3 separate regions of the Mus musculus genome follow, and regions 2 and 3 are each linked to region 1. A link is a loop called in an ENCODE intact Hi-C map of the cell type or tissue named here. Cell type or tissue: left cerebral cortex. All regions are shown on one strand.

Region 1 (8,000 bases):
TGCTTCTGAGTTCATATTTCATCATTGTGTGTAGTAAACCTTTTTATTATTGCCAAATTTTGAAACCCCCCATTTAGTTATGCCATTTCTTATGGGGGGTTGTGAGCCATGATTTAATAAGTTGGGACCTACATGAGGTTGTGTGGATATTTTTAAAGCTTCAGTGTTTCAACATGAAAATATTCAGATTGCACAAAATCCTGAATATACTTAACACTGAACTACATGTTAAATCTCTTAGAGAGTAAATTATATATATATATATATATATATATATATATATATATATATATATATATAAACAATAGAAAAACATTAATTAAGAAGTATGATTAACACTTAAGTCAGAAGACTTTGAGAGAATCAAATTACCCTCACAATGTGGATAGGCTCTAACCAATACATTATAAATCGTAAGAACAAAGTCGCTGAGCCCTCTCTAAGGCAAACACATTCTGCCTCCAGACTGCCTCTGGCCTCAGACTGCCTCCAAGTCAGTACTGCCAGAATTTCCCGGCTGCTATTCTGCCTTATAGATTTTAGATTTTCCAGACCCCACAATTTGTGAGTCAATTACTAAAAGCAACTCTACCTGTGCCAATTCCTGCCTGTGTCTGCGTGTTTCTATCTTCTGTGTCTCTCTGTCATTGATCCATCACTTCTGTGTCTTCAATGGGTCACTTTAAGTTACTTAACAAAAGAAAAAAAAAAAGAGGTAAAAACTTGACCTTTAGAGTCAAAAGGCTCCAGGGGCTGGATTGCAGCTCTGCAATGCATTGATTGTATAATTTCGGGAATGTTTAAAAGCTTCGCTAGTCCTCCCTTTCAGTAGCTATGTAATAGGAATAACGCAAATAATCTTTATCTGACTTTTACTGTATAGCACTGTTTCATGTTGTGCAGGTATTATTTAATATCCCTGCTATTAGTCAGGGGAGTAACTGACAACCTTTGTATCTTATTAAATCTCTCTGTCTTCAGTGAGGAACTGTTAGGGTCACTGTCGGCATATGTGCATGTGTACAAAGAGCTATCCCAGGCTTTGCAGTGGGGAAACCACACACACTGGCCAGCGTTCTGGAACCTCCAGCAGTTTAGTGTTTGGCCATGTCTCCTGACTTATCCCACAACCAAACTCTAACATCCACTCCAATGTTTTCCTGGATTATGAATCAGATAGACTTTGTTTACATTTCTCCGAAGCAGATTCAGATATCAGAATGAGCTTCGGTTAGTCGAAGGATGGCCACATCTTAGACCAGTTTTTTTCAACCTGTGGGTTGTGATTAGTTTTTGGGGGGTCAAACAAGCTTTTCACAGGGGGTGTCTAAAATCATCAGAAAACATAGATATTTACATTACAATTTATAACAGGAGCAAAATTACAGTTATGAAGTAGCAACAAAAATAATTTTGTGGTTTGGGATCAAAACACTATGAGGACCTGCATTAAAGTGTCAGAATTAGGAGGTTTGAGAACCATTGCATTAGGCTAACCAAGCTCCAACTGCTTTTGTCTATAATAATAAAAACCAATTGACAAAGCACGCTGAAAAACGCTGAGTAATTCCGATAGCTCTCTACAGATTTCCTCAATGCAAACTTACTTTCGGTGACTGCGCCCATTTACTAACACTGTGACAGGACTTGTTTTCCTTACTCTCAGGGAGATGAAAACTGTTGCACCTTGCACACAAAATCGGTTCGAGACTCTGAGGTGCCTTCTTTTCTGTTACTAGCCAATGCCCGAGAGACCACAATGGCAATTTTACAGACCTATTCACAGGTAAATCTGATCATTGAATTGTTATCGTGTAGGTACCAGGGCACCTTTTTGTTCTTTTGGATAAATTGCCTAATGATTATTTTTTACAGTCCTCCTTTTTGTTTTCAATTTTTATATTTATGAAAATTTCCCTATATATAAATATCATTTATCTTTTTATTTTAAATTTTCATATATATGAAATATACATTTTTATATAAAATATATAAACTATTTTACAATTGTTATATAATAAATTATATAAATATAATTTATTTGCAATTATATAAAATATATGCATGTGTTCACACACACACACACACACACACTCACACATATATATTTTTGGCTGGATGACATATCTGTGATATTTACTTTCTATTCTTGAATAAGTATTTAACTTACCAGGCAATTCTTCCGGATGTCCAAATTCCTTTAAGAACCAAACAATAAATAGCTTTTATTTCCAAATTCTTCGTGTGTATTATTTAATGAATCCAGTCTCTGTGGGATGTTCCTTACAAAGGCATTCGTTACTCTAATGTTTGCTGTTCATGTTTTACATAACTCTGTCCGAATTCTCTGGAGATACGGAGCTGCTCTACTAGAGTTGCCCGCGAACAAGGAAGTCCTTGGGTTTTGCACCCCACTGGTATTTCTTCCCCATGCTCTCCATGTCTACTTTATGAAAGCCTAGATCCCTTGCCTCTGATTCTGAAGGTGTTAACTAATGTCTGCTCCAGGGCTCCCCTACAGGCCTTTTGTCAGTTTCCTTGCCTGGGCTTCTTTATATTCTTTTCAAACATTTTCCCCAGACATCCATTTTTAATTGGCTGATTTCATATAAATCCTCTCTGAGGACCTAATACTGCATATACCAAGCATACAGTCGTTGATATCTAAGCTCAGACTATCATGGAATTTCTAGTCAGAAGCGGTGCTAAAGCAAAGCCTTTTTAAAAATTAGGATTAATAGGATTTTTAAAAAATGTCTTTATTTTCTCATTTAAACAATTTTATACGCATTGGTGTTTTGCTGCATGTATGTCTATATGAGGGTGTCAGAAGCCTTGGAACTGAAGTTACAGACAATTGTGAGCCACCATGTCTGCAATTGATCCCAGGTCCTCTGGAACAGCAGCCCGTGATGTTAACCACTGAGCCATCTCTCCAGCCTTCATTTTTTTTTTTTAACCTAGGAAAATGTGGCTAAGAACAAATGTACCCAGAGTCTTCCTGTACAGGCAGATACACTTCTCCTGAAATATTTATTGTGTACTAGGCTTGTTTTGGCTACTGGCAACATGATGCTGAAGATCTCCATTGTCATAGTTTTGCCTTTTAATGGCAGAATAAAAAGAGAATTTGCAGGCAGAAAAGTTCCAAGTTAATTGCAGATAGGTGTCGACAAGACGAGTAAAATGGTTGTTTTATAGTTCTTTTATTGTTTGATTGTTTGGGTTTTTTTGGTAGTTGAAGAAAGGGTCTGATTTCAGCAGATTAGCGATGGAGGAGATGCACCAAAGCGAGATGGTGTTGTTTTCTTGGCAGCAGAAATCTGGTGCCTAGGAGATCAGAGAGATCTAAAGACTCCCAATGGGAGCAGAACTCAAGGGCTGTAAGAGAAGAAGTTTGAAAGTGTTGATGGATAAGGTGAGTGATTGGAAGATACTGGAAGCAATAAATAAATAAATAAATAAATAAATAAATAAATAAATAAATAAATAAAGTCAGATCATTGAAGGGCTTGTATAAACCATGCCTTAAGGTTTGGTCACTATTAGAGTCTCATTTAGAAAGATTACTCCAGTTATAATTCCAAAAATTTAAAACCTGGAGGCAAGAATGGATTGAGGGACCATTTAGTAGAACTCTGCCATGGTTAACAAGATGATGACACACAGGACTAAAGAGGGTTTTGTAGACATAAGCAGTATATAGATTTGATTTTGTTGAGATAGTTTGCCAACACTTGGAAATGTGGGTGCAAGTCTGTCTCTAGAGTACCCAAATCCATGTGTGACTGTTTATTAAGAAGGGATATGTTTCAGGAATGGAAGAAATGATGTTTTCAGAAGTATAGAGTCATTTGGTTTATAAATTTGACTTTAATAAAATTGGAAGCACCCTTTTGATTTCTGTAAGAACATAGATCTCACTCCCACGCCCTTTAGTAAAGAAATCTCGGCTAATGAACATCAATGAGTTTCTGTGTTACATTAGTTGCTTCTAACATGGTAAGGCTCTTTCAAGAAGTTTGGTTTTATCCTACAGTGGTGGTGGTGGTGGTGGTGGGGCACTGCCCTTTATGGGAAATTCATCCCTGTTGTACTCCATTCACATTGAGTATCAAGTTCTCATTCTTACACATAGAAATGAGTAGCAGCATCCACTACAATCGACCACGTGCCTTCCAATTGTGAGGTTCCATAAACTGTACAGGTACGAGTTGGAAGAACCGGCATCATGAACGAGCAAGTATCTGCTTCTGATTTCAAGAATATGCTTGATGCAAGAACAACACTTAGTTCTTATCATTAAACATGGAGATGTGCCTTATATAACGAGAAAAAACCCTCTCATCTTCTAAACTTCAATGCTTAATGTTTTGTTATTTGGGTTCTAAGAAACACAATCTTCTCTTAAGGAGAAACGATTTTTTTTAATAGTGATGGCTGATGAGGAAGACGACAAGTGATTTAGCTCTTGATGGCCTTCATAGCGCAAGAACTCTCGGAATCAGCACTGCTTCTGGGCTTTTGCTGAGGGAACTTAGTAGCTGATGAAAATAGGGGGTTAGTAGCTAACAACCCATTGTTTCACTGGATTTAGAATTGGAAAGCACACCACAATCCAGAATCAATCTTCTACTGATTCTGTAGTTCTTCCTCAAAATGCATGGGGATTTTGGTGTTGAATGTGGACAAAATTTATGATCAAACTGGGTCTTTTATTTCTCCAGAAAAAGCTTATGTTTTGCAAAGGAGTGCTTCAGCCAAGAAAGTTCATGGTAGCCCATTCTGTAATGCCAGAGCCCTGCCAGCAGATGGCAGTCACACCACACTGCGTTTTGGCAGTAGGCACTTAACACCAGGAGCCGGTCTTTACCAGGGAGGCTTGCGGAGTCCATGCCTTGGCAGCGAGGCTGATTTACATGGAGATGAATTCCAGGACCCACTGTAGAAGCCTGTGAATTTGGCCTTGAAGTTGAGGATATTCTTAGCTGGAAAAGGCAACAAAGCTCAGTTAAAACAAAACAAAACACCTCCTTAAGTAAGTCTGTCAAAATGAGCTATGAGGTGAACGGCTCAAGGTCTTGGGCCTATGCTGAGCTTTGATTCACGGGCACATGGATCAATATAATCACAGTTAAGGAGTTGGCATGCAAAAATGACGGTTTTTGTCAGGCTGGAAACCCCTGACTGAGTGTTGTATTTTCAGGAGGATTGACTGAGGTTGGAACGTGCCTGGGTCGGGTTTTTGGGAACCAGAAGAAATTCAAAAGTGAAATTCCCAGTCTTGGAAGAGTTAGGGATTCTATACAACAACAGCTCGACTCCCATCACACGGTTGAAGCTCTGTATTGTAGCTTTTTTTTTAACGTTGTTATCATGTGTCCCAGGGGTCCCCTAACCCCGAGCCCACCCCAGCCAAGTCTTTACTATCACAGCTCATCTTGTTGGGTCATTCTCCTTTATCCAACTACTTGTTTTTATTTTCATTTTCTTGAAGATAAATGACGACTTTGGGATACGTAGATAGTCTAAATCGGCGTTTTCAACATGTGAATCACAACCCCTTTGGAGGTGGTGTGACCTTATCACGGGTGTTACCTAAGACTACAGGAAAACACAGAGATTTCCATCACAATTCTTAACAGTAGCAAAAGTTACAGTTATGGAGTAGTAACGTGGCTGAGCGTCACCACAACATGAGGGGCTGTATTAAAGGGTCACAACATTAGGGATGCTGAGAACCACTAGAATGGAAACAAGAGGTCAGCTCCATTTCTCAGGGCTGCTGCTGTTATTATTTGTTGCTTTTGTTTTATTTTGTTTTGTTTTGTTTTATCTGAGCAGGAGGTAAATTTTGTCTCTGTCCATGTTTGGGTTAGTATGTATGGGAACTGTATGGGAACAGGGCTTGGCTGAGGGAAAACAGCCACCGTCCCTTGTTAGAGAGATGTCATATGCGTCATAAAAACTGGATTTACGAAATGTTATTTTTCTCAGGGAAATATTGAAACTGCAGTTGCCATGGAATAACACGGTGACAGAAATATGTGCAGCGATTTGATGAAACTATAGATTAAATCACAAAAACATAAATAGAAGTGCTAGCAGCCCCCTGAGGCCTCTGCTGATCCTGTTTCCTGTGGAAGGTTTACCTTCTGTCTCAGGACCTGGGGTAGATGCTTATCCAGCCACATGGAGAAGAGCTGGAACAGATGTGTCCTCGGTGACCAGGACAGACAGAGACTAGGTGGTGAGAACACTTTACTAGAAGTACAATCTGAGCATCAACATTCACAGAAAATTAAAGAAAAAAAAAACTAATGGAAATGAATAAAATTTAATCAGCCTTTGAATATTTATCTTGCCCAGAAATTCATGTATTGGATATGAAACAAACAAACAAAACAACAACAAGGAAACAGAAACCAAACCCACCAAACATCATAAAAAACCCAACCAACCAACGAACCAAACAAACAAGCACATAAACCTACTTTTTCTGTTCTAATTTCTGGGCATTTGCTGTGACATCAGCGTCAGTTGAGTTTCGAGAATATGCAGGCACGCTTCAAATGAGCACGCTTAGTCATTTCCTCTTGAAGACAGGATTCTTCGTGGATGTTAATCGAGGAAACCCCCAGCTGCAGAGCTGGCCTCTAACTCATGTGGGCTCATCTATTGCCTTCTTTTTCAACAGGGGATGCTTTATGGTTCAGAATCCTTCAAGCTTCCTTCAGGATCAATCCAGACTTCGAATTCCCATGATGTTACACATCTCTGCATTTAAGCAATATCTTTCAGACAAAGAAATAGCTATGTGGGTTTTGTTTTCTAAATTTCATTTTTTTTTTTTTGTCCTGCTATACAGGCATAGGCATGAGAAAGCAGAAGGAAAATATTTACAAACATCCAGAATTGATGTCCTGGCATGCCATAACACAGCTAAACTCGCTATAATAAACAGTTGAAGAGTGATGCATGAGCAGAGCTGTGGCGCTTACTCAGTGTGTGAGAGGAACGCACTGTGCAAGTACACAAAAAGGGAAGAAACCAAGAGAAATAATCAAGATGCCAGGTCTACACTGTGAGAAGAAATGTAAGCAGGATGCCTGAAGGCTCTGGTCTGTTTCTCCTAGATCTACACGGTGGCTCTCAAGCATAAGCTAAACATAAGATTAAGTTTACCGAATGTAAAAGGAGCTTACAGTAAGATTTCTGCTACAAGTATTTTCAAGGAAAATGTTTACTCTCAAAATATTGAGAAGTGATAGAATTAAAACTAAATAAATGATTATGTGAACATGATGTGATTTTTAAAAAAGAATCTACTGCAAAATGTAGTTTTAATAAAACTTTACCAGTTTTGGCCTTAAGTGTTGATTTTTTCTAACATTTATATATATCTTATTTACTATAAAAATTTTGTGTCAGTAAAGTTGATAATTTTCCTCCAACAAAATATCACAGAACAGATGGACAAAATAAAATCCCTATGTTGTTTATTTAACATACATATATGAAGAAAATTAATTTTGAGAAAATATTAAAAATGTGTATAGGTTGAAATAGAAATGGAAACTACGACTTTATTATTATCAATTTATTAGAGCAATATGTGGGTATGTTTTTCCTCTAAAAACTGCAATAATGTAATGAAGCAATTAGCTAATTACTTTTTCTTATATTTATGCTTATTTTATTTTTGAAGCAAAACAAGGCATTGTTTATAAATATTACATAGACGAGAGGTGGGCAGATAGCCAGTTGACAATGTTCTTACTGTGCAACCATAAAGTCCTGTGGTGAGGTACCAGCAATCACGTAAAAACCTGGTACTACACTGGGTGTCTGAAGTCCCAGTGCTGGGCATGTGCAGAGGGGAAATCCTGGGTTTGCTGATTACCTGGCAAAACCATAAAACAGCTCCAGTTTCAGGAAAAGATGGTACCTCCAAAATAAGAGGTATAAGAGGTAGAAATGATGGAGAAAGATGCCAAGTG
Region 2 (8,000 bases), 340 kb after region 1:
TAGATGAGAATACAGATATACAGAGAAATACAGGGACCTCGATCACCATAATGTCTACCCGTCTGTCTCAAATCCATACAGTCTATATAAAAATCATCTGTCATTTAAGAAATATAATTGGACACTTTCTCCACAATTAAGTAAAGAACTTGCTACAAACATCACACGCACATATTTGTATTTTACCATAACTTGTCAGCTATTATTGTGGAGAGAGACAAATCATATCTGTTCCTATCTTGTCCCATTTTCCAAATAAAGCTGTCTTCATTTTATGTTATTTCCTTGAGATAGTGTGCTAGAAGGACAAGTGCCAGACCATAATTATATGCATTTTTAATAGCTTTCATTCTTATTACCAGATTGACTTACAGAAAAAAATTCATTCATTTGGAGCTTACTCTCAGGGTAATTTATGCTCTCAAGAGAAAGAGGTATGTCATAGAAATTATTAACAACATCTGTGATCAACTGCCACATTCAGTCACGAGCACTCCATTATGAGAAACTCAAAGCCATGCCTGATGCTTGCAAAATGTGCAGAAATCTCAGGTCACAACCTCCCCATCACTCCCAGAATTCAACTCAATGCAAACTACAGAGCCAGCTGGAGGTCTAAGCACCAGTTAGCTCTGTACTCTCTGCTTATGGAGAGGTTTGCACTGACCTGAATATCTGAGTGTTTAGTTTAGAGATAATTTTCAATAAACTGTTGTCATTGGAAAAGAAACAGTCTGGACAATGTATGGTCCATTTGGGATCCTGAGAAAGTAAACAACCAAGGGAATGCCTCCTTGCTTGCCTTTGCAGCCATTTCTGGAATGTACTTTCCAGATACCTCCTTGTTTTAGTTTGTAGCAGAAGGTTTTACTTTAAAAAAAAAATAATGCTGTTTATTTCGTGTGTCTTGGAGACCCTCTGTTGAAGAATCACAGTCATGAATGGCTTTAGAGTCCTGCTTCGAAGCAACCTATCCATGCTGTTGCTGCTAGCTCTCTTGCACTTTCAGAGTCTGGGTCTGGATGTTGATAGTCGATCAGCTGCAGAAGTCTGTGCCACACATACCATTTCACCAGGACCTAAAGGTGAGGAAGAAACCTCAAATCTCATACAATATATGGATCTATTTCCTCGCCTCAAAGCCACCCTAGCTGCTGTGTGGCTTCTCTCCCCCTCCTTCTGAGTTTCCTCTGATTTCCTGTCTATTTTTCAAATCAGTAGACTATTAGTTATTTCCTATAGGCTTCCCTGGATTGTAAGTTAGAGAAGGTGGAAAAGGGTGGAATCCTAGGATAAAAGTGTGATGTCGAACACTGAGGACCCTGAGACCCTCTTCCAGTGCGTTTAGATGGGGGTGAGGATTCATAACCTTTTGGTTAGACCACTTTCCTTTATTCTAGAGCTGCCTTCCTTCTTCTCTTTCCTCACTCATATTGATTCTAAAGAGAAATTTAGCTAGGAGGCAAATTTTTTTTTCTAGAGTATATCTTTTGTAATTAATGGTTTCCTAAGTTCCAATGTGGAAGATTATTTTTAACTAAAGATCCAAAGTAGAATACAAACGAATATTTTTATTTGAAAGTGGAATCTCTGAGGTCAACTGCCTTCAGTGGAGAATGGTAAAATATTGCTTCCCCCCCTCCCCAAGTAGAGTCAAGGTCTAAGGTCCAAATCCCCTTCTAGCACTAGCTGTTGTTGATATTTTTTCCTTGGGTGGAGGGGTGGGCATGCAGTTAAATAAATCTGTTTTCCTTGTGTCAGCTCTTACCCTTTTGTTCTGAAAGTGGTCACTGCACTGCAGATTGGTTCTGTTCTATTAGTAATTCATGCTATGCTTCCTGAGGCTATTGGAAGGAAGAATTGTAGCTGCTAAAAAAATCTCAAATAGAAAAAAAAAAGATTTAAAAGAAGAAAGGCAGGAAAGAAACATGGCTCGATGCTTGTCAGTTATTTAAATGTGTATTGCTTAAAGTGCATTTTTCTTAATCATTGAATTAATTTTCTCCTGTGATTGCAATCCAGCTTCTAACCTTTGATACCATAAAATAAACGGAGGGAGTCACAGTGAGACCTTGGGGCTTCCAAATCATTTCCGTGGTGAATAAATGAATAATGTAAGGGCAAATGTTCAGAGAGGAAAGTTTTGGTTAGAAATAGTATTTACTGAAGTCTATTACTGGACCTTTCTCAGAATACAAGGAAATTGCATTTTCCCTGTGGTGTCCTGAAGACTGGATGTTAAAGTCTTCCTCAAATGTGCAACTGAGAGAATCTAGTTGATGGTTTTTTTCCCCCTTGAAGAAAAGCTGCAATTTTTACAATGGAATAAGAATGCACAAAAAGCTATTAATTAAATACCCTGAACATAACACATTCCCATCCAACAACTATGTCCTTTGCAATTCAACTACTAGACATTGACTGTATATTTTAAGTCCCCATCTTAGGCACAGCAGTACACTAAATATATTAGTGTCATAAGCAATAAAGAGATAAGTTGTTTTTCATAGGTTTTCTGAGAGGGTATTGAGTTGGGACCTGGGCATGATACTGCAGAGCAGATGACAACAGAAATTGTACTGACAGGAACAAGTCTGCCGAATGAGCTTAAGAAAAACATTCATTAGTTCTGGCTTTCCAAAGGCCACATGCAATATGGAGTAAAAATCTTAAATTTCTGCAAAATCAGCCAGGTACCACAACATTCAGGAGGTTGAAGCAGGGGAATTTCAAGTTGAGGATGACCCTCATCTACCTGATGAGAAGCAATGCAAGTTTTTATAAGAGAAAAAAAAAAAAACAAGGCATCTACCTTCCAAAAAATTAAACAACTTTATTTCATTTTATCCCTTCAACCTAGCGTGGAGTTTATTGAGAACCAGTAGCATCCATAAGTCTTCTTTAGTCATGTCTTCACCTAGTGCAAAGGTAGAGTCATCTTATTAGAGATTCAAGTACCGTTTTAAACTTCGGAAGCTGGCCTATCTTGCTGAGCCCAGAGAGAACTGTGAACAGATTCTAAGCTGGTGCAGAAGGGTAGAGCCACAAGCGTGCCTTGAAGGAGGAGCTGAGACAGTGCCTCAGAACACCGCGTTTCATGGTCTCACATCTTCTAGATGCGGATATGGTTTCCTCTAGTGGAGCATGTAGTCTTCACACCACAGGCGTTCTATGTTTCCTTCTCAGTAAAGAGATTCCATGATTCCGGATCACACTGAATATTTCCCAAGTTCTAGGCTCCAAATGTTATCTAACACAGGTTTGAGGTAAGATAAAGATTTCATCTCAGGACTTGTCTCTAGGTAGCAAGCTTGGAAATGGATTACAAGCTCTGGCTGAGCTCCTAGTTGACTTGTATCGGCCTTCACAGTGGAGTAACCTCTGTATGTGTATTGATGCCTTTCCTCTGTTCTAGGCACAGTACTAGAGGTGAACACACATGGGACCTTCTTATTCCTTGTAAGAACTACAATAGGCCTCCCCGACTCCAGGAAGGCAGGTCTAAATACTGCACTCCTTGCAAGGGGGAATCACAGCTTGATGGCCAAGGAGACATTATAAGGGGCCAAGTTATAGGATTTTTTTTCTTTAGTATCTTTCCACCATGGATAATCATCTCATTTCTGTGTTTACCAGCACAGCAATACTGTACTCGGAAATTTCCAGGTTCCCCGAGAAACAGACAATTAAAAGAATGTAACTCTAAATTTGTTCGGGAGAGTGGGAACTAAATAAATTATTCAGACCTGCAGATGAAGCACTATCCAGTTATAGAATATGCTGTTCAATAGACAGGCATTCTTTTTAGCATCATTTCTGAATTGCATCCTACCAGAGGAAAATAACTAGTTTCTATTTGATCTTCTCAGGGTTCAGCTTCTTCACCTGAAAACTTGGCCTTCATCATATATGTTTCTTATTTTGAAGATATATGAATCACCATAAACTAACCTTGTACAGATATCACAAATGCATATTTAACAAGTTTGGCTTTTCTTTCTTTTGCCTGACTCTCACATGCACCAAGTAACAATATGGGGGTTAAGCATTCTAGTTGCAAAGACTTTATTGCTAAAAGTCACCAATGTTATATTTCTTTCTATACCTGAAATGTTTATTTTATACTGCTTTGCAGAAAATATTTTTTAATCCCTCCTACTGCAGTCTCTTTTTACAACTTATGTGAAAGTCTGACCTCTAGTGGTTTTAGTTGTAAACAACATGGATGAGAAAAAAATTAATAAAAACTTTAAAGACTTTTAAATCAGTAAGGGGTATTTGGCAGATGTTTGGCAAACTGCAAGTCGATTTTGAATACACTGTCCTGTTTAATTTTCACACTACCCATCTCTATTATCAATATCCTAGGCATATGTATGAGGAAATAATCTTTAGAAAAGCCAAGTAGAGCTCCCAAGTTCAGTTAGAGCTAAAGTTATTCTTGAATTTGCTTGGCCTCTTGTCTAGGTCTAGTCATTCCATGATATAGTTTAGTTTGTAGTTGTCCTATATCACACTTAAAAATACAGCCACTGGCTACCTTCTGATGATAGTAACTGGTTGTTCATTGTCACAGGACATTGAACTCAAATCGCCTCAGTCTGTTGGTGATATTGGACACTAACGTATCTTTAAAGAACGTATATATCCTCATTAATCATTAAAACTGGTGCTTCATTTATTTGGAAGTAAGCATTATTTTACTGTAGTAACACATGCTAAATAAAGTATTGTCATTTGAAACTATGTACGTACTTTGCCGCATGGTTCCCTTTAGTTATCTCAATAAACTTGGCAAAGGATATATAATTTCTATTGGCCAAATAAAGAAACTGAAGCTCAGAGGTACAGAGTCACTAGTGTAATGCCACTGAGTGGGAAAGGGCAAGTTAGACTTGGGTTCACCACAGCTCCATTTGTATTCTCTTTTGCAGTCAGCCTGCTGAATGCTCTAGTTAGCCAGACCATGGCCCTCAAACCATGCTGAGTGTGATGGAGTACTGTATGGAGCCAGAAGCTACCTGATTTGAGTTTTACTTAAAACTTTCGTTGGTCCCTGTGAAACTCACACAGGGGGAGAGGAGCACACATATCTATGCACAAAGCAATACATGTATGGCATATGTGTGTCACAGCTATTTTTTTTCACTAAGAGAGGCCATGCTGTGAGGGAAGATGGGTGAAGATCACCCCCATGGGGAGGAATAAGCTTTTCCTGAAAATTTGATTAATCATGGAAAAGAGACATATATTTGGTCATCCTCTTTAGTATTTAATGTGGCTCTATATTGCAGAATTGATGCAATTTTGGTTATTTCTCCAAATAATTCTCAACCTCCAGGAAGAAGAAGGGTTCTTGTTACGTCCTCATATAAAAAATTGGATATGCCCAGGAAGATTTGAATCTCTCACCTCCTTAGGTTAGACGTATATCACCTGCCAGGCAACTCTCAATGATCATTTGGTTTGAGCCCAGTTTTGTGAATTTGAAGTCTAGTGAGGCATACTAATGTCATGCCAGTCTCACGGGCGTTGGTGGAAAAGTTCCAAGTAGAGCCGAGAACCTAGACCTTTTCACCCATCCTGTTTCATTATCCATGACCTCACAGTGTGTGGTGGTTGCTTGGATTGACAAGATAGCATTAGAAAAAAAGAGGTCTATGAGATCAATGTGTAGCATGACACAGGATCATACTGATGAGGTCATCTCTACATGTTAAGCTGCGTGGTCTTTGCAAGTGATTTTTACAGAGCATGTAAGCAAGTAGTTTGGTTTCTTTAACTTTTAGATTCCACATTGAGGGTATTTGGGACCATTTTCCCTCCCCCATTTCCTTTTGAGTAGATGCCAAGATAATGTTTCAAAGATAGGTTAAGAGGGGAAGTATAAAACCCTCATTGATCAAAGTGTAAATCAGGGGCAGTGAATGGTAGTGATCCTAAAAGTTATTTGTTACATTTTATTAAAGGCATAATCCTTATTCTGTACCTCTCCCCAATTCTATTATGTAACTATTTCTGTATGTACAAATCTCTGATTGAGACCATAGCAACAGGCTCTTGCATATTGATAAAACTTGTTGGCTTTGTATGGATAGATAGATATAGATTAGATATAGATATACATATAGTTATAGATATAGATGTAGATGTGTGTATGATTTTAAATTTGAGATCTTCAATAAGTATATATGTGTGTATATGTAATATATGGATACCTGTTATATATGAATATATGTGTATATATGTACATATTATAAATGTATATATAATAATATGTATACATATATGTATATAATTAGCCTTGCTGCCTAAAATTTTTGGTGCCCTCAACTGTAAATGGGAGAGATGGGTGTCATACCCATTAAAAGCTTATTTTAAAACAAAGGTAATTCTAGCATGCATCTCAGTTATAATTATTTTTTCTGCCCCCTTCTGTTGCTCTTACTGGTCACCATAAACTTGCTTTCTCTCCACTTCCATTCAAAAATTCATTTATAGGCTTAACAAATTGGCTTTACAAATGCACCTCCCCTGGGAAGATCACAACTTTTTGCCCCTTTTTGGAACTTCATATTAGCTTCTAGTCCCACCTCAAACTCACCTTCAGTTTTCCAGGGCACACAATTCCGAGACCCCAGTTTTCATTTACTTGCATTTCCCTTTCTCTACTTTTCCACCTGGACTTAACATCATTTATTCCTAAAGTTGGAATAGTGGGCTTTTAATGGGGATTAAATGAGCTTTGGGGCAAATGATATCAAAGCCTGGTTTTTCTCACTTGCCACGTGGGAAGAGAATTCTCTACCTATGTCATGGTGTTACTGTGAGCAAGAAGGAGTTGAGCCACATGAAAGACTTAGTATATATACTTCTCTTTCCCCCCCCCCCCACCTCCTTATCCTTGTCCTCCTCTTCCTCCTCCTTTTCTTTCTTTCTTTTTCTTTCTTTCTTTCTTTCTTTCTTTCTTTCTTTCTTTCTTTCTTTCTTTCTTTCTTTCCTCTTTTCCTTCCTTCCTTCCTTCCTTCCTTCCTCCCTTCTTCCTTCCTTCTTCCTTCTTCTTCTTCTTCTTCTTCTTCTTCTTCTTCTTCTTCCTTCTTCCTTCTTCCTTCTTCCCTCTTCCCTCTTCCTTTCCTCTTCCTTTCCTCTTCCTTTCCTCTTCCTTTCCTCTTCCTTTCCTCTTCCTTTCCTCTTGCTTCTTGCTTCTTTCTTTCTTTCCTCTACCTCCTCCTTCTTCAGGAAGCATTATGTCAGCTACTGCCTACCCTGGGCAACATATTCTGTTCTCCTCCACCCACTGTTGGGAGGCATAGGTCAGGCAACAAGTTATATCTCTTTTTGTTCTCTATTTAGCCTTTGGAACTTCACTTGTACAACCTGGCAACTTTTTAAAAATGCTTTTCTCAACAGTCACAGCTCATACCATTTCATTCCCTAATGAGTCTGCCTGCTTTTATGCATTAAATTATTTGATCTGCAATCTTCTATCCTATCATAAAGGTCTTCTAAATTATATTTTATAGCTATCTTTGCTCTTTTAGCGTTGGATTGTAAATACATGCAATAAAATTCTGAACTCCAGATAGTCAAGTGAAATGTCATCTAAATAATTTAATATTGGGGAGTTATTTACTATGATTGTGCTTGATTTGAGAACTCTGTAAGCATCATTTCAGGTCTCTTGTTGCCACTTGACAATACTTGTATCTTTTTAGCAAATTATATGCACATCACTTAGAGTTTACAACAGGGCTCATCCATTATTTTATTTTTAGCGCTGCTGACATGTATGGGGATCACAGCCCTTGTTTAAAAGGGAAGAAAACTCAAGCACTGCTTTTGCTTATGGTTCCACTGAACTGCTATGGGCAAGTGTGTTAAAGAGAAATAAAATCTGACTTATTCTCTCTCCTTAACACCATAACCACCATGCTTGTGTATGCATCACTGATACCATATCTATTAATTGAATCGTGTCGCATCAGAAGAACTAGCCCTGC
Region 3 (8,000 bases), 210 kb after region 1:
TTGGCTTTGAAAAGTTCAGGGCGTGTTCTGACACTGCATGATGGACGATGGGGGATTTAACAAGAGTTAAAGCCAAGACCTAAGTCAGGCGTGTTGATATTCTCTGCTCACCTAGTAACACATGGCAAAGAGGAAAGAAATGACTCTGGATGATGAATGGTATCTCCTTACCAAAGAGCTCTCTGCTTGACTATGCTAGTGAACGTTCTAGGAATGCTAACCTAAGGACTGCGCTCCTCTCCTCCACCTGCATACCTTCGACTCTCCCAGAAGAACCCAGTGTAGACTTCACCCACCACATGGTTTTCCATCTCTCACTTGGATGTCTTCATCTCCAGCAATACATGTCCATTTGCCCCCTCACAGTGAGAGTGGGAGGTCATCCCTTTCTTTGAGAATTGTTAGTACTTCCATTATATAGATGGTTCTATATCATCCTCTAGTTACCTGTTGTCATATGGATAGTGCTAATGAGAAGCAGGGACTTCAATGGTTGTGTTAATTCATGCACCTCCCTTCCCTGCAACCATATTATAGAAGACAGGAACTTCAGAGGGAAGAAATGCAGTCTGTTATTCTGCAGGTAAGTGGTGTGTGGATATTTGAACTGGGTCTAGTGGAGAACCACCATGTTGCAACTTCCCTTATGAGTTCACGAAGAAAGGCTGACTTTTTTTGATAATTCCTCAATCATCTGGAGCTTCCTCTTTAGGAACGGGTATGACATGCAATACTTGTCTCAAATCTGCCTCTTTAAACAGGATGTAAGGTCCAGAAGTCAGGAACCAATGATACCTCACTGGATGCTAACATTGTTCCCACTGACTAGTACAATGCCTTAGACAAAGAGCTAAATATCTGTAGTGAGTCAGGTTCCTACAGCCACACCTCTCTGTTTGCCAGGGGAAATTCGTCCTCTCCACATGCAAACTCAGTGTGTCCATTTCCAACCATTCATAAAATAAAGTCAACCTTAGCAACTAAAGAAAGAGTAAGATCCTTTCTATTCCTTTATATATTCAAGACACGTTCAAAGCTGTCACTTCTGACAATGTATTATCTAAAATGAGTAATATTTAGGTACATATCTCCTTATATAGACCACCTATAAAATTATGACATTTTTTTCTATTTGGGAACAGTTATGGGGAGAAATATATATGCTATTTTGTTAAAATCCAAAATGTAAAGGCAGAATACAAGAAGCTAGAAAGAATAAAATCATCACCATATTAACCATGGGCTTATTTATACCAGCCAACACCTAAATTAATTAAATTTTTATGAGGCCATAGAAACATGGAATACAGGAGAGTCAGCAAAGCAAACTGTTCTGTATATCCAACACTAGTGATGTATCTCTGAGATCTTTGAAAAGACCCAATGTGAAAACTACATGAAGTTCATAATAAAGTTTAATTACATGCCAAACCTGTTTGTGCTATCTATTATTCTGACTATGAACACAGTAGTAAAAAGGGAGGGATGCACGGACCTTTATGGGAGGTACTGATATGTAATTGTAGCACTTTCTGCCAGCTCATGGGTGCTCAATTTGATAAAGGCACTTAGGCACTACCACCTGTGCAAAGCACTCTATGCTCTTTCCTCTTTTGAGACTTCCATTCATTTGTTGTGTGTCAGTGCAGATACACATGTGCCAGAGTGTGTCAGTGGAAATCAGAGGATGCCCGTCAGGAGCCAGGTCTCTCCTTCCACACAGGTTTTCAAGGATTGAGTTCACAATGATTGGTTGTAAGTGCCTTTACCCATGGAGCCATCTCACTGTCTCTAAAAATTGCACTTCTTAAAAAGTTCTTCTTAGTGGAACTGGAGGGATGGCTCAGCAAGAGCACTGGCTGCTCTTCCAGAGACTCGGGTTTCATTCCCATCACCGACATGGCAGCTCACAACTGTCTGTAACTCCGGTTCTAAGGGACTTGATGCCCTCCTCTGGCCTCAGTTAGCATCAGATGCACAAGCAGTACACAGACATACATGCAAGGGAACCACATATACACCTAAAATAAAGTAAAATTAGAAAATTCTCCATATGTCCATATTAGTGGATATATGTAATATATATGTATATACATGTATACATATCTGCATATGTACACATGAAGTTGGCATATGTATGTATACTCTCCTGTCCACTTTTTCCTAAGTGACTTTGGTATTACATATGATTGTCTGTGTGTCCCTGAAGCTCAGGGAAAGACTACATAGTTTTTAATTCTCACTATGTGAGCAGGAGGATGAAATTGAAACACTGACTCTAGTGCATTCCAGACAGAGAAATCACTCAAAGACAGACTTCTCTGTCTGATTTGTAACTTCATGTGTTTCACAGGCTACTGATGTGAAGGAAACAAATTTGGGGCATGGAAAAAACTTGTCTATAAACCTAAATAACAATTTGCCAAATGCCTGAGCCAATAAAAGAGATTCCTTTATTTTCCAAACAACGTTTCAAAACAGGTTTGAACCATCTTTCTTTATAGTTGAACTGATCTGGTTGTTTAACTATATTCTACAACGTAATAATCATTAGTCTGTTCATATTTTTCACACTACTGAAGTTGAGAACTAGACTAATAGAACTTTAGTAAAACAGCAAATTGCACAGAAAAATAAGAGAATATTTTCTGTATTGCCCACAACCCATATGTAAGTTAGGCTAATGTTGTTTCAGACTATCCTCTCCATCCAAACTTTTCTACAGAAGTTTCAAAAAAGTCTGGCCTCTCTTTCCAACACCTGCAGTAATAAAAAAGTTCGGTGAAGCGAAGGTATGGTGTTCCACATAAGAACATAAGTAAGTAAATAAATAAGGTAAATAAAATGAATAAAAACCAAGCAAAAAAGTCTTTAAAAAGGCCTCTCTCCGTGTCCCTCTCCCATCTGCATAAACTCAGCTGGAACTTTTCATGAAAAAGCCATTCACTCTTCAGGGCAGCCTGCTGCTGTAGCTAGAAAGAGGCTTCGTGTTCCAACCAAACCCCAGCTCCCTCCTGAGGTAGCCGGGCTTGGTCCCCATCAGCAGGAGGGGAGGTCCCGAGCCCAGGTGGTCAGCAGCCTCCTGCCCACGACTTACCACCAGGAGTGCGCAGCACAGCCACTTGTTCATTGTGGTCCTCGGGAAACCTCAGGAGGCAGCCGCTGGGTCAGTGCTAGGTGCGTCTCTGCAGCCCAGGCAATCATGACGTTTTATATAAGGTCGGGGCAACAGGAAGTATGCCCTGCCTTTGATCTATTAGTCTCTGTCTGGACAAACCTTGTTCCTTTTTAGGAACCTTGGGAGCTAGTGGTGGGGCTTTGGGACACTCCGGGGTTAACGCTTTAGGAGCCGGAGTGGGAGGATCCTGCGCGGAGGCGTGGGACAAGGGAAGGGAATGACTGATTTCTGCAGGGGGAGAGAGAGGGGGAAGGAAGAAGAAAAGAAGGAGAAAGCCACCGCTGAGCTGAAGAACAAGGCAGCAGCTGTCCCGCTGCCTCTGGGAGTTCCGAAGCTTTTTCTGCCAGCGGCTAGCCTCAGGGCAGCTGTGACCTGTGGTGAGAGGCTGAGTACACTTGGGGGAGCCGCTGGGCAGCCTCCAGGCTCTGGCTCCTCTACCCGAGGTTTCAACTTCAGCAGCCTATTGCCACATGTCTCAGTCACTGTACCCTTTCTGGGAGAAGGCTGAGGTTTTCGTTTGGCCTATTATCTAAACTCCTTCCCAAAGATTCTGTAGCTCCCCAAATAATCCCTCTCGCGTAGGGATGGCATTGTCCTCAAAAACGACTGAGAGTTTGTAGTCGTTAACATGCAAAGTGTCCTGGGCCCGTTAAAGAATTTATTTGTCCAACTCATATTTACCTGGGTTGTCAGAAGCTAGGGAGAACCAGAAGAATAAATTCTTTGTACCTGGAGTAGGAAAACCTTACAAGCATCGCTTCCCTTCCCAGCATCCTCTTTCATAAAGGGTTGTTGGCTCCTTAGAGTCCTAACCACTAAGCTTCTGGTCAAACGCCTCTTCACCCATTAAGTTGCCTCTTCACTGCCCTCTGCTGTTGGCACGTTTAAAGATTTGCAAAATAAGGTTCTTCTCCCACCCATCAGCCGTCTCACTGGTTAGAAGTCACTGTTTCCAAATTGAATTCCCATTCCAAGATGCCATAGGCAACTCTCAAGTCAGCTGTAGGTGGTCACTCAAACCTGCATATAATGTGATGCTTACAGCGTGATTACTCCTTGCAGAACTGGCTTCTCTATCAGGAGCTGGGTTAGTGAGATGTCTCCTGAGTAGGGCAAATTCTTCTGTCAACAAGAGGAGCTCCACCTCTTCACAGCACGATGGATCTCATGCTATCATGAGTTCAAAGTAGTTCACTCCATCAAGACATTTTGGAGGAAGGAAAAGCTGCATGATTCTATACTAGTCTCCTGTGTTTTAGTTTCTACTGCAACAACAGTGTGATAACAACACTTACCATCCAAATAAACCTAAATGTTAACTTTCAAGCCCTGTGTAAGTGGCAGAGCTATTATTTCTGTTCAGGAATAGTTGTCTGGGATATTAGCTGAAAACATTTTTCTCAAAATGTAACGTGATGTCAGGGTGCAGTAGTGGCAAAACCTAGAATCATTTGGAAAAGCAGCTGCAATGAGAGATTGATTATCTACACAGAATTGGCCTGTGGGTCTGTTTGTAGGGCACTGCCTTAATAAATAGATGTGGGAAGACTCAGCCCATTGTGGGCAGAACCATTCCCTAGGCAAGGTGTCTTGAGCTAGAAGTGCAGAAATAAAGATACAAACAAGCAAGTACACGTGCATGCATTCTTTTCTCTCAGCTCTTGGCTCTGGATGTGATGTGACAAATTTGAAGTCCCTACCCTAACTTTTCCACAATACTGGGTTATAACATGGAGTTATAAATTTAAGCTAACTCCTTTATGCCCCACCCTACCCTCCAAAAGGTATGACATTCTGAGACATAGATTATAAAAATATGTATGTCTTTCTAAGCCTGTTTCTGCTGTAACAACAACCCTGGTGTTGTAGAAGGAGACAGCAAGTAAAAACATTTAAAATCATATTAAATATATGTCCACATTTTCTTAGTTGTAAGAGTAAAATAACAAATGCACGCAATGTAAATTAGTGCTAATAGGAAATATTTACTAAAATAAGGGTTTGCAGGGTGTGTGTGTGGGGGGGGCAAAGGGTGTTTGTTTGTTTGTTTGTTTGCTTGCTTGCTTGCTTGCTTGTTGGAGATATGGTTTGTCTATGTAGCTCTGCCTATCTTGGAACTCACTTTGTAATCAGGCTGGCCTTTAATTCACAGAGATCTGCCTGCCTCTGCCTGCCTCTGCCTGCCTCTGCCATCCCAGGACTGGGATTAAAAGCACATGTTGCCATGCCTATCCTGTACCTTATTTTTCCAGCACTTAGGTGATGGAGACAGAAGGATCCAGGGTGCTGACCAATATCAACCTTAGCTGAATATAAGTTTCAGATACCATGAAAGTCGCCCCCACCACAGGGCTAGAAACATGGGAATGCACCAGTACTGTGTTTACCTGGGATCATACTTTAGTACCCATAATTGTATCGCAAGTGCTGCAAGCACTTTACTGACTGAACCATCTCCCCATGGTATGAATTCTGCATGGTTACTATTGCATCATCACTAGATAGTGTGGCCCAGCTGGATTGGAAGTCTGCACTGACCCCAACCTCAACCTTACTGAGATCTAAGATTATGGTCTTCACCACCAGGCCTCACTTCAATTCCAGTTGGAATTGATCTTGGGAAAACCAGATATGAATCCTTTAGTCCAGATCCCTAGTTTTAAGCCTTAGTTCCACATCTTCCTACTTATGTAACCTCAGACAAATGACTAAGTCATTTGAGTATCTTTATCTGTGTAGAGTGTTAATCAATCTACAGATTGGAACTACTTCCGGATTTGGATGGGGATTTGGATAAAGCATAAAAACACTTGAGAGAATAATATCACACAGGTTTTGATAAATTGTGTGTGCGTGGAGGTTCCTTACTTAATTCTAGACAGTCTTCTGTAGTCCAGATTATGTTGGACTGCCTACCTAGGCGTGGCTAACCTGAAACTATGAATCCCATTGCCTGAATCATTTTCTAATGCTGGGATTATACTCTTGTGTCATTGATTCTGGCTTTCATTCTGTTTTAATTGTTGCTAGTTACAATTTAAGATCTTAGGAAACTTGTAGGAGCACGAGGTGAACTTATGCTCCTGGGAGCAGGAACCCTGTATTTTCCTGAGGTATTCCCTAAAGTTTATAGCTCATGCTTCTGGCTCCCTGCAATATTGGGGGGGGGGGAGAAGCATGCTAGTGGCGGCCATGGGAATAGGGTAATTAGCTGAAATGGTGATGCTAATTTGGTTATCATTTGTCACTTGACACAAATTGGAACATCATTTATCTTGAATCACACAATAGACCGGGTATTGACTATGTATCTCAGACTTTGACTGTGGGCTCTTCATTAATCACTTGCTAGCAGGAAACTGACAAGAGACTGTGAGTTATTGGCCATTTCATTTGTTATGTTCGGGTACCAATCTGACCAACCCCTTGGGATATCCCTAAGTGATCTTCCACTGTGGATAGCAGGCCCTGGACACTTGAAACTACAGTTCATCTCAAGAATTAATTGGAAAGGACCTGAAGATATGAACTAATCCCAAGGGGATACATTTGAATGGTAACCTGGAAGACTACATTCATCTTCCCGTGACAGGGAGGTCCCTTACAGGCAGAGGCCATTGGGATAGTAATCAAGAGTCCAGTAAATTTAACCTCTGTTGCTGGATATGAGGGATGCATGATGCTGGCTTTCGAGGCAATACCTTTTCAAATATAACACAAATTCATTCTCCTGAAATCTTTAAATGAAGTCCTATATTAAAACATTTTCACTGTTCATGATGTTGATTATCCCCAACAGCATTGTCCATCTCTCTGTCCTCTAGAGCAGTCACTTCTAACATTTAGAAAAATGGCACCTGAACACTGTGTGCTTCCAGTTTGAGAGCAATTTATCTTTATAGCACAGTAGCTCCGTACCTGATATAGAAAATCATTTATAACCATCATCATAATCGGGATAGCTGAAACCCGGACAATGATTGATTAGGTGATCCGAGAGACAGGTCATGCTCTGAGGTGACAAGGTGACTGATCAGGTGTTTAAAACATTGCAAGCTTAAGCTTCCTCCACTGAAAATCAAGAATAGTCATTTTGAACTTGTGCGTATAAAAAGAACATTAACTTGAAGAATAAGAACATAGTCCTCATTATTTCTTCAGAATGAAGAAGAACCTTCATTCTGAAATAGAATGATAGAAAGAAAATCATAGTGCTGACAGGGTACAGGTCTGATCTTTTCATTCATGTTTGCTGGTTGCTTCATTAACAATATTCTAAACCTCAATTTTCTGATTTTTGAAAGTATTATATAGTGTGTTAAGAATTGGATGGAAATATTTTGGGTTTTGGTATTTATCTATCTATCTATCTATCTATCTATCTATCTATCTATCTATCTATCTATCATCTATCTTTCTATCTATCTTTCTATCTATCTATCTATCTATCTATCTATCTATCTATCTATCTACCTATCTACCTATCTATCTATCTATCTATCTATCTATCTATCTATCTATCTACAAAGTATATGAAAACACCAAAATCAATTGGAGCTCTTTTTTGATGGAGTTGCTCTCTAGCTGATTCTAGGCTCTGCATTCAAGTGTTGGGATAAATAGCTACTACACTGAAGTGACTCAATGTTCATGTGATTTGTGCATCAAAATAGTGGTTTATTTGTCTCAGCTCCAAACTTTGCCTCTGTAACTCCTTCTATGCGTGATTGTTTCCAATTCTAAGAAGGGGCAAAGTGTCCACACTGGTCTTCGTTCTGAGCTGAGACAAAAGGATAGACCATCTAGAGACTGCCATATCCAG

What was found. A loop is a pair of places that touch in the nucleus more often than their neighbours do. Peaks named below come from ENCODE experiments on the same cell type or tissue, not always from the same donor. Only the 100,000 strongest peaks of a DNase experiment are listed, where the experiment ranks them.
Region 2: it touches region 1 in a loop (7-fold over the local background); 32 of 42 quality-filtered maps call a loop at or near these places.
Region 3: it touches region 1 in a loop (15-fold over the local background); 19 of 42 quality-filtered maps call a loop at or near these places.

Annotation. Positions count from the first base shown.
Region 1 is chr15:54,065,361-54,073,360 of GRCm38, forward strand. No RefSeq gene overlaps it. Among named protein-coding and RNA genes, the nearest start is that of Samd12, 170 kb to the left of the region's middle. In left cerebral cortex, a CTCF peak has its summit at 4,806 (motif pointing right); a DNase peak (open chromatin) is centred at 4,829.
Region 2 is chr15:54,409,841-54,417,840 of GRCm38, forward strand. It overlaps Colec10 (collectin sub-family member 10), which reads left to right and starts at 934. Exons shown (of 6, transcript NM_173422.3): 1 at 934-1,085. The coding sequence starts at 938. In left cerebral cortex, a CTCF peak has its summit at 4,205 (motif pointing left); a DNase peak (open chromatin) is centred at 3,094.
Region 3 is chr15:54,275,118-54,283,117 of GRCm38, forward strand. It overlaps Tnfrsf11b (tumor necrosis factor receptor superfamily, member 11b (osteoprotegerin)), which reads right to left and starts at 3,367. Exons shown (of 5, transcript NM_008764.3): 1 at 3,098-3,367. The coding sequence starts at 3,130. In left cerebral cortex, a CTCF peak has its summit at 4,054 (motif pointing left); DNase peaks (open chromatin) are centred at 3,042, 3,180, 3,496 and 4,046; H3K4me3 peaks cover 1,213 bases; H3K27ac peaks cover 1,015 bases.